Linked DNA regions of Homo sapiens: region 2 is linked to region 1. A link is a loop called in an ENCODE intact Hi-C map of the cell type or tissue named here. Cell type or tissue: dorsolateral prefrontal cortex. All regions are shown on one strand. Links, peaks and the distances in the headings refer to the core of each region. The heading gives the core; the rest is flanking DNA. Region 1 has its middle 76 kb from the start of LINC01991. Region 2 has its middle 22 kb from the start of TPRG1.

Region 1 (9,774 bases), core at 2,955-5,454:
CATAGGTAGTTACTTGTGCTAATTAGCAGGAAAAGGAGCAGAAGGCAAATAAGAGGCACAAAATATCCTCCAGCAAGAGGTAATGATGGTGCTTCTCCTGGGCTCTGACTCCTATGACATTAAGGGACAGAAAAGGACTTGATCAAACCCCTACTCAAATCTACATGTGCAGTTTGGATACTCATAGATTGCTAGAGCTGGAAGCATTTTAAAACATTGCCTAATACAATTCTTTTATTTAATAGATAAGGAAACTGAGGCCAGACAGGGAAAACATCTTGGTCACGATTGTGCTGCAAAGGAGTAGTTGAACCAGAACTCAAACCAAAAGGTCGTTGCTCACTTTTTGAGTGACCATTCCTGCATAGCAAGCCCTTTTTGGTTTTGCCCTCAGGACTCTGGTAAACATTTGAATTATGGGAGTTTGACCATTAGGAAACTTCATTTTAGTCTTCTCTGGAAGTTCAGGGAGGAGAAATAAGTTGTGGCTGTTGCAATGCCTTAGATTTAAATACCTTTCACTCTCATTTCTCCAAGCTAAGGGAAGGAAGAAATAGCCTGAGGTTTCTCAACATTAGAAAATCAAAAAGTAATCTGTCTTTGAAAAGGTGTATAGGGATATAGATTACGCTTACTTTCCTAGGTATATTTATGTTAGCTAATATTGAAAGATTGCTAAAGGAGGGGTTTGGGAATCTAAATCCCACTTGAATCTTGGTCTTGATGAATAACCTTGGGCAAGATATTCTTTCTGGGTTTTAGTTTTCTCATTTGCAAATTTCGTTGATTCTTAAGACCTTGGCCAGCTTTAAGTTTCAAGATGTCCGCCTAGATAACAGAGAGAGGCTCTCTAAAAGAAAAAAAAATGTTTATTCAGAAATAGGGTATTTCAATGGGAATACGCATGCCGTAGTATTCTTGGCTACACAGATCAGTAAAAAGGGTGGTGCCAGTTTAAAGATAGACAGGCAGTTACTGGGCAGATTCCTTGCAAAAATATTGTGTGTGTGTGTGTATGTGTGTGTGTGTGTGTGTGTGTGTGTGTAAGATTACATTTATGCAAGATTGTAGTTTTTGCAGTCTTTTGTGATAGTTCTTGTTATCAGGCATTCATGCATGAGAACCGTTTCTTCATGGCCTTTCTTAATTCTATTTTCAGGGTTCTTAACACAAGTGATTCCATTTTGATTCTGACAACATTCACAGCATGTCTAGAAAACACCTGTACTTTGAGTATCATTGCCATGGAAGAAGAAGTAACTTTCTGGATGGAAGTTGGCCTTCATAAAGCCGGGCTATATTTGCAAATTAAGTGCTTCCCTTATTAACATGGTCCAATGGAACAAGCATGGGCCCACGAGTCCAGACAGGGCTGTTTCTCTTTGATCCATGACCCTGGGCAAGTCCTTGACTTCCTTTAAACCTTTTTCTTTTTAATCTCTAAAGTGAGATTAACACCTGCCCATGTTTGCCTCCCAGGACTGTTGCAGAAGACAAAGGATATAGAAATACTTTGTAATACGCAGACATATGAAGTTATGTGTAACTTAGTTTTGCGTGTGTCCTTAACGACTAAGAAAAACGTAAAAACAACATGTAGAACCAGTCACAAGTTCAGTGTGGCTAAAGTGATACTGAAGAAACTAAACTTTCTTTTTCTCAAGGTCGTTTTGCTTTCCTAGTAATAGCCCAGCTTGAAATGGGGCTTTGGGGCTTACTAAGGTGTTCATATGTCCTGGCTTGGCTGGGACAGTCCTATTTGCAGTAGTCATCCTGGTATACTTTTTAATTATAATTTTTTTTTTTTTTTTTTTTTTTTTTGAGATGGAGTCTCACTTCTGTCTTCAGGCTGGAATGCAGTGGCACAATCTGGGCTCACTGCAACCTCTGCCTCCAGGTTTCAAGTGATTCTCCTGTGTCAGCCTCCCAAGTAGCTGGGATTACAGGCGTGTGCCTCCACGCCCAGCTAATTTTTGTATTTTTGGTAGAGATGCGGTTTCACCATGTTGGCCAGGATGGTCTCGATCTCTTGATTTCGTGATCCACCTGCCTCGGCCTCCCAAAGTGCTGGGATTACAGGTGTGAGCCACCGCTCCTGGCCTCATATTTTCATTCTTAAAAGTGTCCCTGTTTTGACAGTAAATTTCGTGGCCACCCCTAAACTTAAATACCATTCTGTTTCACCTTTTCATTATACATAATGGGGAATAGAGGCTCAGTGAAGAGAAACAACTTCCCAAATTCACTCAGCCTGCCCAGAGCCTGCAAGTGGAAAATCCCTTCTCTTTGTACCTAGGAAGGAAGGGGAAGAGAATACAGGGTGACAGAATGGTTCCCTTTGTCTGCTCTCCAGCGTCTTGAAGCAAATCTAATAGGAGTGCCCTAACTCCTCTCGATTTCCTGGAAAGTGATCAGCAATAGTATGGTTGCCAGTGGCCATGAGGGAGCTAGGGTTTGGAGCAAACATTACAGGAAGCTGGAGAGGGAAGCTTTTTCTCTTCTGTACCCAGAAGAACAGCCCAAAGGGAGGAACACTGCCTATGATTAACTAGCTCTTATTTAGGCACAGTATTTTTTTGGTTGATGTCATAACGTACCTTCACTTTCATGGTCTCAGTTGATCTAATTCTTACTGTCTTTGGAAAAGAATGTGAAGGTATCATCGTTCCCATTTTGTAGTGGAGAAAATCGAGGCCGATAAAGACTTGCTTTAAGTTTCACAGTAAGTATCAGAGTTGGTACTAGAGCTTCATCTCCTATGTCCTTGCCCAGTATTACTTAGGCTTCATTTTGCTTCCTGAACAGTCTGCCCTTAGGCATCTAACACAGAAATCTCATTATAATAAAGTATTTTTAGTATTCATGTAACTTAAGCCTTTTGGATGGAGCCCAAGGCAGAACCATCTTATATCCTGAATTTGGCTCTGTGGCAAATAGTGTTAGAACATGGTTCATGATCAACTATGGGTTTCGCTTTACAAACATATCTCTGAAAAACTTCCCTATGTGGACGGAGAACAGGCTAATTTATCTTGGGATAGGAGATTTCTCTTTGAAACAGTTGCTGGGATCCTGGAGAATAGAGGGACAGTCTTACTATAGTACTTAACCGTGCTGAGCTTGCAAATCCCTAACCTGATATTTTTGCAGAATCTCCAATTCAGAAAGATTTGTTTTGGCAGAGACTGAAATTCTTTATTTGGAACTTGAGGTATCCCTGACCCATAAGCATTCGGCTTGACAGATACGCAGTTGCATCCGTCATCACTCTGCCCTAAGCAGGGCAATGGCTGTGGTGAGCAAGAGTAGGGGATCCCGGGTATGGTCTTGAGTTTGTGGCTAACACATGAGATGTGGGGAAAGCTGCTTTTCTTTTAGGGGGCTCAGTTGTTTCAACTGTCATATGTTGAGACAGCATTAATCAGTGGGCTTCAAACTTTTAAAGCCACCAGATTTTTCCCCCCAGAATGCTGTGGGAACCTAGCATGAATAAATAGTAAAAGTGGGACTCACAGCTTCTCCATTTAGCCACTGTATGTCTGTAGGGCCTCTGTGGACTCTAGTATGGCAACATTCGGATACATACCTTTTAGCCCCCAACACTGGGATTCTAAAGATGAGTAATGGCTTAGTGATAGATGTTAACCTCCTGAGGGGTTGCAGTGAGCCTGGAATTCTGGATACAGAACTGGTCAGACAGGGAAAAGGGCTGTAACAGTGTGACAAACAGTAGAATTAGAGTGGAGGGTAGCAAGATAAAGTTTTACATTTCATGGGTTAACAGCACTTTATAGTTTACAAGTATTTGCACTATAGTTGTCTCTTTTGAACTTACGCAACACTGTGTGCTCAGGCATTTGTGCAGCAATCTTTTGTGAAGCTGGATTATGTGCCTGGTACTGTGGGTTGAGCTCATGGACATAAAGAAAGAGGAGAGCATGTGAGCCTGGAGGAGCTCATCATCTTATAGAGGAAACAGGCAGGTAAAGAAATCATTGCAATTGCAAAACAGAAAAGCTGTAAGAGAGGTGCAAACAAATGTTGAGCAGCGAAGTGAAAGCAATGATTCCTTTTTCCTGGGGAGGGGAGGAAGGCATACCTACCGTGGGGCCTGCAGGATGAGTGACCTAGGCAGATAAATACCTAGGTAGAGAAAAACACGTGCACGAAGCAGTGGAGGCCTGTGTGAGCAAGGTGCGTTTGGGGGAAACAGGAAGAGCTAGGGGAAATCTGGCCTTCAAGGTATGGAAAGGCAGTTAAACAGTGAAGTTAACCTGCAGCTTAACTGGGAAGGACTTTGAATACAATGCAAAGAATTTGGACCCCATGGCCATTAGAGCCCCATCTTCCAGATGAGGAAAAGGGCCTTCCCTTCGCACAGGGACAGCCGAAACTGTGACTCCCACGTTCCTTTTGCTACCCTGTGCTGCCTCCAGCAGGCCTGAACCGAGGCAGGCCCTGCGTGGGAGAGGCCTCTGGGCTGTTTATCCTGCGCCAGTGGGGCTAGCTCTGGCAGGGAGTGGAAGTAGGTGAGGTGGGGGCTGTGGAGGAGAGGAGGAGCCTGACAACAAGGGCTACATTCAAGGCCTGCACTGGAGCTGACGAGGAGAATGGAAAGCTACAGTCTGTTGGAGCCATCCAGCCTTGGCAAAGCGGTCGGGGCCTTATAAGGAAATGTTGTTCTCTCCCAGCCGGTGGGGCTGGGATGGAGCCCTGTGCCCACAGGACAGAGCTGCCCTTGTGGTGGTAGGCTGGGGGTGCCACCCGCCCCTCTGCTGTGAGCAGGAGCTGTCAATGGGCCACTTCTGCAGGCTCAGCATTCCCTCTCAGCCCCAGTGTGCGTGTAGCCCCCACCCCTCCACCCCCTCCCACTCCCCATTGCCTTGGGCTGATTGGAGGAAAGGAAAAAAACAAAACAAAACAAAGACTTGGCAAAGTCCCAGGCCTCATTGCTGTTTGATGCCGAATTATTCGGAAAATAGGCTCAGGTCAAATTCTCTCTTTTTCCTGAAGAATGCATGAATAAGGGGATTGCTCTTTGTCCTCCTTCCCTGCCTGGCGCCCGCATCTCTTTTCCTTGTGATCACGAAACTCCCAGCACCCCACACGGCCCAGTGCAGAAAGCAAGAAGCTGAGATGAGTGGGCGGGGGAAGCCTTGTGCTGGTGCCTTTTCCACCTCCCAAGGGTAGAGCAGCAGCCACCGGAATACTCATAGGAGAAGGGTGACTCTCGGACTCCTTACCTGTGCCGGGCAGACCAGAGGGCCAGGGAGAGAGAGATGGGCACAGGGTAAAAACACAGCCTGCCCAGAAAGCAACAGAAAGTGCTCCTTGGGGTGGGCGCGGTGGCTCACGCCTGTAATCCCAGCACTTTGGGAGTCCAAGGAGGGTGGATCACGAGGTCAGGAGTTGGAGACCAGTCTGACCAACATGGTGAAACCCCGTCTCTACTAAAAATACAAAAATTAGTTGGGCGTAGTAGTGTGTGCCTGTAATCCCAGCTACTCAGGAGGCTGAGGCAGGAGAATTGCTTGAACTCGGGAGGCAGAGGTTGCAGTGAGCCCAGATCGCGCCACTGCACTCCAGCCTGGGTGACAGAGCAACAATCTGTCTAAAAAAAAAAAAAAAAAGTGCTCCTTGGGAAAGGACAGTAAGCATTAGTCAGCTCCTGGAAGGAGGGCTTTTCTACAGGGAGTGAGGAGAGATGATTTAAAGCACTGATCCCTAGCAGATCTTTCTGAACTCAAGATTGGGGATAGGAGCAGAAAAGATGCTTAGTGTGGCCTTTTGCTTTGGCTATTCATAGACCCCGTGCATGAAACCCTGGAGCTACAAGGAAGCAGGTTGGCCAGTGCAGCTCCTCACCTAAAGCTGAAATATTTTTACAGCAAGCTTGGCAGACCTTCAGCTAACCAGTGCTCCTCTAGTCATCATGGACTTAGTTCCTCAAGTTAGTCTGTCCCAAACATACAGCTCAACCCAACAAGGAGAAGTAAGTCATGGAAAGCAAGAGGAAACTTCCGTTTCCAAGGAGTTTACCATCCAGAGCAAAGCTACAAGGAGCACACAATAATCCAAACACAAAGAAGAAAGTTATGGCCAGGTGTGGTGGCTCACGACTGTAATCCCAGCACTTTGGGGGGCTGAGGTGGGTGGATCACCTGAGGTCAGGAGTTTGAGACCAGCCTAGCCAACATGGTGAAAACCTGTCTCTACTAAAAATACAAAAATTAGCCAGGCGTGGTGGCGGGCACCTGTACTCCCAGCTACTCAGGAGGCTGAGGCAGGAGAATTGCCTGAACCTGGGAGGCAGAGGTTGTAGTGAGCTGAGATTGTGCCACTGTGCTCCAGCCTGGGGGAGAGAGTGAGACTTTGTCAAAAAAAAGGAAAGAAAGAAAAAAAAAGGAAAGAAAAAAGGAAGGAAGGAAGAAAGGAAGGAAAGAAAGAAAGAAAAGAAAGGAAATAAAAAAGAAAGTTATGAGCTCTAAGAAAAACAGAGATGTCTGAGGTGAAAGAAATTGCTCTTGACTAGGTGTCCACAGCAGTAGATGAGGAAAGCTCTTATAGAAGAGATGGAATTTGGGGTGAAGAAAAGTTAAAAGTCCAAAAAGTGACATTTTGAGAGATTGTAGGGAAATGGCTTCCAGGGGGAGGAACTAGCCTGAGCAGGACGTGGTGGCAGGAAATCTTGGGGCTCACTTGGTGTCTGTGGGGAGATGGACAAGTGGATTAGTGCAACAGGGAGAGGAGGGGCTGTGGTTGGAGAATGGCTGAGCACCACATTTGGGGGCACTGAATCCCAGAGGGAGGAGGAAATTGAAGTGATTGGCAGCCAGGAGCCACCGAAAGCTTTTAAGCGTGAAAGAGATGTGACCGGTACAGTGGTTCAGCAACTGTGATCTGGTATCAGGCGCAGAAGGGAGAGGCATCCTTCGCCCTGCTTTGGTGAAGCCAGGAAAGTACCACTTCCTGCAGCAGAGCTTTGGCGGTGTTGTGGCCCTTTCCTGAGCACTGGAGGCCTGGCTCTCCAGACAGCCACCTAGATCTCAGGATTTCAAGCACTGCTGCATCTTAGAGGCTGGCTGCTTTTTGAACGAGTGACCCTTCCCCAGAAAGGACTAGGACTGGCCACGTTAGCTCAGTTCTCTTTTTACTTTGAGGCTTGCACAAGTCATTGTGTTCAGATATGGTTAAGAAACCTAAACTTCAATCCCTTTTCAGGACTTGGAGACCTGGCAGGTTTCCAAAAAGCACCCAGGGTTGAAAGGCAAAAGCTCTCGGATGCCATCTTATCTCAAAGAGTCTGTCCTTTGTAAGGCATTCACTATTTAGACACCTGTGCTTGTCTCACACCTGATGATAATAGAGCAGTAACTTCCTCCCCAGCTTTTCCCTCCATGGCTTCTTTCCCTTCCTTTTGGATGCCTGCCTCCATCAAGGCATCACTATTCCTAGGGAGTATGAGGCTTTTGCAGAGTGCTTTGGGCTCCTGTTGCAAAGAGAGCAGGCATAGCTTTTTGTCCCAGAGACAAATCCAAGGTGCTCTGGAGGATAGCAGTGAGTTCCTGTCTGTGTTCTGGATCTGGGTTCTGGCCAGTCTTGCTGTCCCACTGCCCAGCATGGCCAGTTCAGCAATAGAATTCTGAGGGACCTGAACTTGATCTTCACACCTGGCCCCTGCCTCCTAGCCACAGGGCGCTGCAGCTGAGGAGCTGATCATGTGCGTCTTGGTAGCAAATCCTGCTTCCTACCAAACTTTTCTTCCTTGACAATGCAGACAGTGACCCCTGGGACCACAGAGATACAGTTCTAGTCCTGGAGAAACTGGTTGTTCCCCTGTCCTTCCAATAGGTTGTGGTTATGGCTAATTTTGAATTTGTATTAGATAACAATAAATTTACTTCTTCCCTTTTAAGGGAATATATGAGCATTTTATGATGAGATATTATCTTTTTTTGTTTGTTTGTTTTTTGTTTTTTTGAGACAGAGTCTCACTCTGCCACCCAGGCAGGAATGCAATGGCGTGATCTCGGCTCACTGCAACCTCACCTTCCAGGTTCAAGGGATTCTCCTGCCTCAGCTTCCCAAGTAACTGGGATTACAGTCATGCGCCACCACACTCAGCTAATTTTTGTATTTTTAGTAGAGATGGGGTTTCATCATGTTTGTCGGGCTGGTCTCACACTTCTGACTTCAAGTGATCCACCTGCCTCGGCCTCCCAAAGTGTTGGGATTACAGGCATGAGCCACCATGCCCAGCCAAGTGAAATATTATCTTAACTCTTAAGACTGCATTTCAGAATAACTGACTTATATGATGGCTGGCATTCTGTTATGTGAAGCAAAATTCTTCTCAGGACCCTTTGATTTACCACCCAAATTGTCTGCTAGCTAGCTCAGTCTCCAACTCAGAGAAATGTCACTGGCAAATCTCCTCAGTTTTTCATTTTAATTTTACCTAACCATTCATTATTCACCCCATTTATTTGATTTGGTAATAAGCAGTTTAAAATAATCACAAGGTATAAAGGGAATACAATAAAAATGTTCCTCTCAACCTTTCCCCAACTATCTAGATGTCCTCCTTTTCAAAGCCGACCACTATACCATTTTCTTATGTATCCTTCTCCTCTGCGATGTTTTTATACAAGTAATGATCAGGACTTTCCTCATCCAGTAGACAGCTCATGCAAAAAGAAGCAAGCCTGTTCAAACAGAATTCTCCAGGGACAGTTTGTCTCCCAGGTTTGCCTATACAGGGAGCAGAACCCTGATTCTAGATGCCAGATAGAACTCACCTGGCCCAGGTTTCTATAGCACAAGCCCTGATATTCTTTAGCCTGACCCTCAATGAAAATTAGCTGAGGACGCCTGAGCTCACTCTCTGGAATGAGACCTAAATACCATCTCCTGCATAATCTTATAGAAAATGAATGAAACAGAGACTGCACTGTGAGTTCTGGTGCCAATTATAAAGGATCTGGGGCAGGGATCTGGCATCCAGGTGGCTAGAGGAAGAGTCCTGGAGTTTTTAGCATCCTCCCCTCTGGGTCCCATTTCTCTGGTTTTTCATGGTGTGATCTGGACTGAAATGCCCATCAGTTATTCTAGACCCCGACTTACTGATCACAGAGAATCTTTAATCTGTGCTTGTTTACTCTGAAACTGGCATCTCCACTAGTGCTGCAGCTGCTCACCAGACACACCAGAGCACTCTTTCTTGCTGATGATGCTGGAGCACTTTGTTGCTCACTGATCATGCTGGAGCTCTATGTTGCTCACCCATCATCCTGGAGCACTCTCTTGCTCATTGATGATACTGGAGCACTCTGTTGCTCCCTAATCATACTGAAGCTCCATTTTCTCAGTGAGGATCAGAATTCATCATCCCTGGCTGCTCTAGTTCCCACATCCTGGTTGCTGGGAAGGGTTTTAAAACCTCTTACATGGAAAGAGTCCCTTCTTCCTGATTAGAGTCCAAACTGAAAATGGATCCTCTATTTGCAAGCACCACGACACTTCCAGTGCAGCATTAGTAAATACCTCCCAAGCAACAGCAGCCTGGCACATTATTGTTTAGCCACCTCCTGCCCGATATCATGTGGGTTTCACTTATAGAAGGTTCTACAAGGTAAGGGAGGTAGAAACAAGTCAGCACAAACAGAATTATAAATATCTTTATAGTGACAGATATATGAAATCTAATTGGGTGGGGAAAACAGATGCAGATAAACAGCTGGATAAGAATGCAGGTTTGAACCTAGTGAAATACAA
Region 2 (9,774 bases), core at 4,845-7,344, 1.1 Mb before region 1:
GGTGGTGGGAGCCTGTAATCCCAGCTGCTTGGGAGGCTGAGGCAGGAGAATTGCTTGAATCTGGGAGGTGGAGGTTGCAGTGAGCCGAGATCGCACCATTGCACTCCAGCCTGGGTGACAGTGCAAGACTCCATGTCAAAAAAAAAAAAAATGTACACTGCATGAGGCCATGGATTTTTGCCTATTTTGTTCAGTGTTGAATCCCTAGGACCTAGAATAAGGCTCAGCCCATAGCAGACACTCGACAAATAATTGGCAAATGAATGAACTTAATCTCTCTGAATCAATGAATAAAATTACTTCTCTGAGCCTCAGTTTTTATAATCGTAAAATAAGGGTAATAATCTTCACTTTGCCAGCTTTCAGGAGACACTCTGGCTGTCTCTCAGGTTTTGCTCTTCAGCATCAAACTCCTTTTCCAATTGCTGAAGAATATCGCATGATGTGAGTTATTGGTGAGATGCAATGCCTTCCTTCCATCCAAGAAAAAAGCAGCTGCCTCATCCTCTCTCCATTTAAAGCATGCTAATGATAAATGTGTGCTCTACATTTGGCCAATTGGGTGTTTCTACCCAAAGGGCTGGCTTTGGAGAGATGATGGGAACTCACTTAGAATGGCTGCAATGATGTCCAGTGGCATCCAGTCAAAATGCTGTCCTGGCCAGCAATTATTGCTTAAAAACCCTCACTGTACTGACAGGCTTCTGAGACTTGGTCCTCTTAGTCCTCTAAGATTGCCTTGTCTTCTGCCATAGTCCAGATATGGTCCTCTTGTCTCTCAGATCAGTCAGCCCTCTATTCCTTCCAATCAGTTCTGCTTTTTGCCTATACGAGCCAGAGTTTCTGGCCTGCAACAAGCTCTCTGAGGTAGACTCAAGGAAGCCTGCAGCAGATGCTGCTGATGCTCCACCCAGATCCCATTTGCCAGCTGGATACCCATCTCCCGGCTATGGCAGGTGCTGCAGCTAACAGTTTACACACTTGATCTAGGAAGAATTACCTGGGGCTGATGGGAGCTGGCTCACCCCGAGACACTTGGGGAGTGACACCACCCCTCACCCCAAACATCCAATGACTGAGTGATGCAGGGGCCACAAATCCAAGATACCTTGCCTCAGATTGGAACAATTCTCCAGTGCAAATTTTACATAATTCTTCTGAATCAGAATAAGACTGCATTTTACCTATGATTACATTCTTGCTTAGCTCTTCTCTGTTCTGTTTTCTTCATTCTTTGGTGATGTTTTTTAAGAGTGTAAACTCAATAAACCACATGCACCCAAATTCCTTCTCAGGTTCTACTTCTAGGGAAGGTGAATTAAGACAGGTTATGACTAATAGCCAGGTTACTCAAAATAAAATCTTTATTTAAAAAAGTACTAGCCAGTATCTGCACACTGAAACAGTGCTCAATACATAGGGATGACGACATTTGTAAAAGCCTGGCGATGGCAAACTCACTCTCTGGCATAATTTCCAACTCCACTTACGTTGTACACTGTCAGAGGAATATTACATTTAAGTCAAAAGTTTTTCCCATTTATTTCAGGTCTCTTTGTCTGATATCTTTCCTCTAAAGTGATCTAAGACACACGTGAAACTACTTTCATAAGGTAGCTGTGCAAATAACGGCGGGTAGCAGTCCTACTTTTTAATAATAATGGCGGGTAGCAATCCTACTTTTTAATAATAATGGCGGGTAGCAATCCTACTTTTTAATAATAATGGCAGGTAGCAATCCTACTTTTTAATAATAATGGCAGGTAGCAATCCTACTTTTTAATAATAATGGCAGGTAGCAATCCTACTTTTTAATAATAATGGAGGGTAGCAATCCTACTTTTTAATAATAATGGAGGGTAGCAATCCTACTTTTTAATAATAATGTTGGGTAGCAATCCTACTTTTTAATAATAATGGCGGGTACCAATCCTACTTTTTAATAATAATGGCGGGTAGGAATCCTACTTTTTAATAGTAATGGCGGGTAGCAATCCTACTTTTTAATAATAATGGCTGGTAGCAATCCTACTTTTTAATAATAATGGTGGGTACCAATCCTACTTTTTCTTATGTTTCCTCTCTACCAAATGAAACATTCCTACTGCAGCAGACATGCCTGTCCCACCATCACACATCCCTTTATAAAGGAAACCGTCCACATGTACCCTTCACTTGGAGCTGGGGGTTCCCTCTAATTTGGAGATGACCATGTCTGTATAGTAGAATCTGCCTCTGGCCAAAGCTGATTGGACTAGGAAGTGCCCATGGCCCAAGAGTTGCCAAAATATAGGATAATCAGCAACGATGGTGTGACTTGAAGGAAAACTCCTCAAGGGACTATGGTAATTAAACAGCCTCAGACCATTTCTCTCCAGATATTGTAAAATGAAGTAAATGGTTCACCTTGGTAACATAAAAAAAAAACAGATCTTAAGGGAAGCAGAAACTGACAAAATAGTTGAGTCACATGGAAGGTGAAGCACGAGAATAAGAGCCTTGTGCTCTAGCTCCTGCAGTCCCTAGAGCACACCAAGCCATGCACATCTGCTCAATCCAGACCATACTCCTATTCCAGGTTCTGTAAGGCCTGATGGTTAAGGTTTGCCTGGCTTCCAGTAAAGACAGAGAGGACTATTTCACAAGTGTGTCCTTAAAGTAAATCCTCCATTACTTGACATATAATGGAGGATCAAGTAATCAATTTTTTTTTTGTAAGATGGAGTCATGCTCTCTCGCCCAGGATGGAGTGCAATGGCGTGATCTTGGCTCACTGCAACCTCTGCCTCCCAGGTTCAAGCGATTCTCCTGTCTCAGCCTCCCAAATAGCTGGGACTACAGGGGCATGCCACCACACCTGGCTAATTTTTGTATTTTTAGTAGAGACAGGGTTTCACCATATTGGTCAGGCTCATCTCAAACTCCTGACCTTAGGTGATCCACCTGCCTCAGCCTCGCAAAGTTCTGGGATTACAGGCATGAGCCACCACGCCTGGCCAGGTTTCTCTTTCTGCAAAGGGCTTTGGTGTAAGGTATTACTTTGTGCTTAATTACTGAGGCTGTTAAACTCTTTAGGTTTCTCTTTCTTACAACCAAAGGAGTTTAATGGCCTCAGTAATTAAGCACAAAGTAATACCTTACAACGAAGTCCTTTGCTATAGCATGGTTTTAGCTATATTTAGGGTCAAATTTGTGTCTCCAAAATACGTCTCTGATATACTTAGATTATGAAGTAAGAAGACTGTTGCTGGGATATCAGCTCTATCTCCCAACCCACATCAGCTTTTTCTATATTGGTGAGTTTCTAATAATACAGTATCTTATATCTGGAAAACTCACTTGCTTTTCTGAATAACTGAGCTTATTGAAGGACGACTGGTGTTAAGGGACCCACTTTGGAGGTGGGTTGCCATCTGAAGTGTTTTGCACAGGTCTTTCCACAAACATCTTTGGAAGAAAATGAGAGCCAGCACTGAACTTTTATTAATTGAAAATTACTCAGCAGTTTTAATCACTTATCCAAAGATGGAGGCTTTTGGGGGGTACCTGTGACAAAACCAATGAAATCCAAAGCACTGTCAGAAATGGAAGATCCTCGGGGGTCAATTCCTTCATTTCACAGATGGGAACACTGATGTCTTCTTGCACCGAGTCTTACTCAGGTCACACATGCAGGAGTTGGGAGATTTGGGGCTGTAGGAGAAATGTTATAACATCATCCCACCTGGCTTTATCCATTAACATCTGCTCATCTCTGCCCTCAGGGAGTCGTGGAGCTGGTTGAACAATACCAGACAGTACGTGGAGAGCCTTGCATTGTGTTCACCACCTCGCTCATTTTTATTCAAAATGATTCCAGAAAATCAATGTGACCATCTGGCCTCGGAGAAACTTCACTGAGGTCCCAAATGTCTTCAGTGCCCAGATGAATCCTTATAACTCTATTGAAAATACATTTAAAAAGCAGTTATTGATCATGTATTGTGATCCTGGTCCCAAGCCTCACACTGTCGTCTCCTTCCTTCAAGGAGTTAACAGTTTTATGAAGGGAAACAGCCATGAAAATGAACAGTCGCAGCTGAAGCAGGTAAATCAACAGTAGAAATCCACACAAAGATCTCGGCGCGGTGGCTCATGCCTGTAATCCCAGCACTTTGGGAGGCCGAGGCGGGTGAATCACAAGGTCAAGAGTTCAAGACCAGGCTGACCAACATGGTAAAACCCCGCCTCTACTAAAAATACAAAAATTTGCTCGGCGTGGTAGTGCACACCTATAATCCCAGCTACTCAGGAAGCTGAGGCTTGAGAATTGCTTGAACCCAGGAGGTGGAGGTTGCAGTGAGCCAAGATCGTGCCACTGCACTCCAGGTTGGGCGACAGAGTGAGACTCCGTCTCAAAAAAAGAAATCCCTACAAAGCCTGCAAGTTCACCAAGTCACTTCCACTTTACTCTCTTCATCAAAGGTAGTAAGCAGAACTGCATTTCCATTTGCTGTAATAAAACATAGAACAGCCCCAACTCATTAGTTATAAAGTGTGATATTCTGGGTTATTGTTTATCGAATTTGGCACTGGGTACATCAAAGGACACTGGTCAGTGTGCCCTCAGGAAAATAACAATTAACCTAAGTAAAGCAGGCAAGAGTCGATGCTAAAGTAGTTATTCAACCATGTGGAAAACACTGCGTACATAATCATGTACTGGGAAAAGTCATGCAATGAAAGTTAACATCTTTTTTTTTAAAGGCCTCCAAGAAAAGATGGGGGCTCTGGTTGGAAAGATGTGGCAGATGTCAGCTACCAGATGGCAAGAAGGAGGCAGTTCCGGACACAGGCTCGAAACAGAGAAGTTAGTGTGGGAAAGTGAGAGCAAACTGACCCCACCATGCAGAGAGAGTGGGCAAGGCGTGAGTAAAGACAAGGAACAAGAGAAAGAATGAGAGGAAATGCTGTTTGGTGGGTGGAATTTGTGTTTTGCCTCTAGAAGTGTTGTTCTGAAGAGGGCAGAAGATAACCACGTTGGCTGAAACAAAACAGTCTTTGCCCATCAGGGGACCAGTCACTCTTCATCAGTTCTTAACATCTCTCCTCTGGTGGCAAATGCCATCTAGAAGCTCCATGTCTTCACAGAACAGAAAGTCCTAGAGATCTTGATAACTCAGCCACTCATCAGAAAGCTCTTGAATGCTTTCTCAGAGTGCTGTTCTTGGAATGAAAGCAACAACTTTCGTGCCCTGAGTAAGATCAAACAACTTCTCATAACTCCATCATAGATTATCTGTGCTGCACATATGCTGTAGATACTTAACATGAATTAATACATTAGACAGCATACAGTGATGCTTAACAGACACTGCAGAGATGGCTGCTTTCTATCCACCTCCCTACACGTGTCCGTTAGCAATATAAAGCTAGGGGCCAGGGACCAGGTCATATAGATTGTTTGGGAACGTTAATTTATTAATAAGATAGAGATTACCATAAATGGAATCTTGAGAACAGCGCTGAGATAGAAAAAGATCTAGAACCTACTTTATGGATACCTATGACATAGGAGGGATAGGACGAAGCTGGTGCTAACACCAGAGCAGAGATAGTCACATTAGGTCAAGCAATCGCCCACAGCAGCAGTGTCAAGCAAGAGTCTGCTGAGCCTTAGGCATTACCCAAAGGCATCCGCATGTTCCAGGAACGGGAGAAATGGGATGGTGGAAGTTCTTCGGGCTCTGAATCCCCACTTCTGCTTTGACCAGAAGAACTATGGTTTTATCCATTTCACATAGTGGGTTTCCACAGGTGATTTCAAGTAATGAGAGAGTTCCAAATGTTTGAAAAGCGTGTGTACCGACACTTGTTTTTCATATTGCTTTACCACCCAAATCTGAATCCTTTATATTCTGGCTGTATAATCTAGAGCCGATTCATTGCCTGGGTCAGGCAGTCAAGGCCTCTCATGGTCTGGCTTAAACTTTTCCCAGCCTTTTTTCTATAGCTTCTTGCCATGCTCCTTACTTACCAGCCAGGCTGAACTAACAACTCACACCATGCAATGACCCATGATGTGCCCCTTGTTTAAAATAAACTTTCTCCTCCTTTTTGCCACAGTGCGAGGCATGCTTCCAGACTCAGCTCAAAGGTGGCTTTCCCTAAACTCCCAGAGAGAGGTCCTCTGCTTTGATAACACTCGGCACCTTTTCTTAAAATAGTACTTATTCAGTTGTAACCACGTGTTGGGCATGTCCGTTTCTTCCATTAGACTGTGAGCCCTTTGCAGCCAGGAACTGTGTTTTATACGTTGCTGTTTTGCTGAAGACTAGGAGTTGCCTGGCCCCTTCTAAGTTTAGAGTAAACTTTAAACTTTCCCATTAAAACGACAGTGACCAGTAGTGCCCACCAGATGGCAGTGTGTGGACATTTTTGCTTACCAATCAGGAGGGAGCAGAAAGGTTTTATAGCAACTTGCCTTTCATCTTTGTCCTTGCAGACAAACAAATCCTACAAACACCAAGACTTTTGACTGGGCAGAATTCACATCTGTGAATCAGAACCTTAGGCAGCCTTGTATTCCCTATATGCTGCTACTTTTTGAAAACACTCCTCTCGAAGATTGAGAAAGGATTATGCTGTTTGTGTTCCAAGACAGAGAAACTTAGGTTTGAATTTTATCTTCACAAGTGCAAGGTGACCATCTTTTCAGCACTTGGGAAGAACGACCACCCACATCCACTGACTGCTGGCGTCTGCTGAAGTTCCTTAACCTCCTGCCCACCCCCATCTGCCAGACTCAAGCAACAAGCAAAAGTCAGCCACGCATTCCATGCTTGCTTTTAAAATCACTATCTCCCCTGGGTTCCACTGGACAGCACTGTGCTTTTCAGGCCGGAGACCTACAGGTCACTTTTCCCTCTCTTCCAGGATAGAACTTAGAGGTACGCCCTAGCCTCCTTACCTGTGGGCCTGGGATGGTCTCTGGAACTTCTTAGAAGCAAAGGGGCTTCCAAATGGAAGACATCCTAGTCGAAAGGAAAAACAAAAAGAAACATCCCAGTGGGTCTCCCAGACGATACAAAACATTCAAAGGCAAGAAGAGTCTCAATTTCCACTTCTTTTCTGCCTCCGACATGGCTATTTTGTAATTTCCTCTGCTCTCTAACCAAGTGTTGCGTCTGCTGGTGTAGTAGTGCTACAGGTAGAGAGCAGGGAGGGGTGGCTGCCATATCCACCTGCATCCACAATGCTCCAGGTCCTCTAAACTCATCCTACCCCTATGGATTTTCTCTTTCTCCACTGCTAGAGCAGAGGTTATATTAGAATGTGAGGCCGAAAGATTCTGGAGAGCTCAGCTTCTTTTAACTAAGCAAGTCTCTTTTAATTCACAGGGAATCTCAAGGGTCTACCCTGGAGATGGGATCACTGGATAACTCTTCCCTCCTCTTCCTTCTGTAGATAGTGTAGTGGTTAAGACTCAGGCTCTGGAGTCAAACAGACCGGGGTTCAAATCCCAGCTGTGTCACTCCCTGAATCTATGACCTTGGATGAGTTACTTAGCCTCTCCAAATCTTAAATTCTTTATCAATAAATGGAGAAAATACATGTGGACCCCAGAGGGGACGCTGTGCAGATTAAATGATAAGGCAGGAAAAGTGTTTAGTGCAGTACCTGTGTCCATATACTAAATAATAGCATTAGCATTTGCAGAAGTACTGTGGAAAAGGCACAACTCTCTAGAAATGATTCTTGGTGTTACATTCAGCCCAGCTTTGGAAACCTCTAAGAACCAAACACCTCTTCCTAAATCATGCCAAAACTCATCTTTTAAATGAGATGCATATTGCTTTCATTTAATTACTTTTTTATTTATTAGCATTTATTTAGTATGTAAACTGTGGATAGCTCAGGGTAAGCAGTGAAGATACAAGAATATATAAAACATGGTCTCTGCCCTCAAGGAACTTGTAGTGTGTTGAGGAGATGCATCCACAGCAATTATAATATGGGGGATCAGTGCTCTAACATGGGTATGTACAAGATACAACAGACAGAGTGGGAAGGCGTCTTGAGTCCCTGACACTCTGTACAGGGCATTGCAGGTCCTTGCCTTCCTGGAAAAGTCTACTCCCAACAACATTTGTTTTTTTGAGAATCCATTATGATGTCTCATACGTCTAACCTTGACACTGGCTACTCTCTTTAAATGGAATATCTGCCTGGAAAATTCCTAGTAATTGTCTAAGTCTTCCTCAGATCCCTCAGAGAGACTTACGGGCGCCTTCTCTTCCTAACTGTGACCTAACTGAAGGTGGAGGTCACATCTTTATCCTTTGGCCACCAGCATTTAACTCACTGCCCAACATGAAACTGATCTTTAGTCACGGCAATGCATAAACAAAGCTTTAATACATTCATCATGCAACCAACACTGCCTGGTTTTTCAGTACAGGGAAAACCAGCTGATGTGATGAAGGGTCTCCTGTTCCACAAGCCACACAGATCAATGATAGTAAAGCTCTGACTATTACAGAAAAAGGTTTTAATATTATCCAGATTGTCTCCCTTTTTAACTACTACCAATTTTAGCCTGGCTTTCTCTTAGAAAAATGCAAATAAAGATATGCATATTCTCTTCAATATGGCAGCCATTCATATATATGAAGATATCAGACACATATAATATCAATATAAGATTCTCCTTTGTGATTTCTCAAGCACACACAGATAATTAAGTCATCATTAACGTACTTTCTGAAGTGTCTGACATGTGTTAATCACTTCTTAGCAGCTTGAGTGTCATAAATATGGTCCTGATACCTCCAATATCATCTCCACGCATATCTTTTAAGTTCAGATTTGCTTCATTGTTTTCAGTCCTGTGTTCTAGAAGTTCTAGATCATTTTAGATATTAATTTGCTGTTATTATTAATGTTATTGCTATTAATTTATTGAAAATGTGTGCCAAGCATGATACTAGCTGTTGACACACTTCTTTTTCAATTCTCATCTGATCTGAATCACAAACAACCCTATTGCTACCTTATAGGTGATGGAACTGAACTCTTAGAAACAGTAAGTCTCTGTTCAATGTTACTTCACTGTCAAGGGGTCAGAGACAAGCTGCAAGGTTAGGCCATTCTCTCTCCAATGCCAGAACTCTTTCTCCTTACTATATTACGCCATCTCTTTGTGTTAGTCTATGGTATTTGATTTTTGTTTTAGTTTGGCATGTTTTTTTTTTTTTTAGATGGAGTCTCCCTCTGTTGCCAGGCTGGAGTGCACTGGCACGATCTCAGCTCACTGCAACCTCCACCTCCTGGGTTCAAATGATTCTCCTGCCTCAGCCTCCTGAGTAGCTGGGATTACAGGCGCCTGCCACCACGCCCAGTTAATTTTTGTATTTTTAGTAGAGACGCGGTTTCACCATGTTGGCCAGGATGGTCTCAATCTCTTGACCTCATGATCTGCCCACCTCATCCTCCCAAAGTGCTGGGATTACAGGCTTGAGCCACCGCACCCGGCCGGTGTCATTTTTATACTTGGGTATTCCCTCTTCCAGATAATCTTTCAAGTAATTAACAAAAAATATTGAACAGAATAAAAGGCTTCTAGTCCTCACCAAAAACCTCCTTCTAGCTTACATGGAACAGTTAGCAAGGCTCAAGCGTCATTTTTATTCACCTGCCCGTGAAACCAGTGTGTAAGACATGACCCTGCCTATATTTCACCTGCTTATGTGCAATCACGTCACAAGAGGTCGTGTTAAGTCCACTGCTAAAACT

The links. A loop is a pair of places that touch in the nucleus more often than their neighbours do. Peaks named below come from ENCODE experiments on the same cell type or tissue, not always from the same donor. Only the 100,000 strongest peaks of a DNase experiment are listed, where the experiment ranks them.
Region 2: it touches region 1 in a loop (3.0-fold over the local background); 5 of 110 quality-filtered maps call a loop at or near these places.

Annotation. Positions count from the first base shown.
Region 1 is chr3:188,047,256-188,057,029 of GRCh38, reverse strand. No RefSeq gene overlaps it. Among named protein-coding and RNA genes, the nearest start is that of LINC01991, 76 kb to the right of the region's middle. RefSeq lists an enhancer at 3,863-4,835. In dorsolateral prefrontal cortex, for the core only: CTCF peaks have their summits at 4,226 and 4,426; DNase peaks (open chromatin) are centred at 4,629 and 5,109; H3K4me3 peaks cover 1,675 bases; H3K27ac peaks cover 2,500 bases.
Region 2 is chr3:189,144,823-189,154,596 of GRCh38, reverse strand. It overlaps a transcript of TPRG1 not described here. Among named protein-coding and RNA genes, the nearest start is that of TPRG1, 22 kb to the left of the region's middle. In dorsolateral prefrontal cortex, for the core only: a CTCF peak has its summit at 6,395 (motif pointing right); a DNase peak (open chromatin) is centred at 6,406.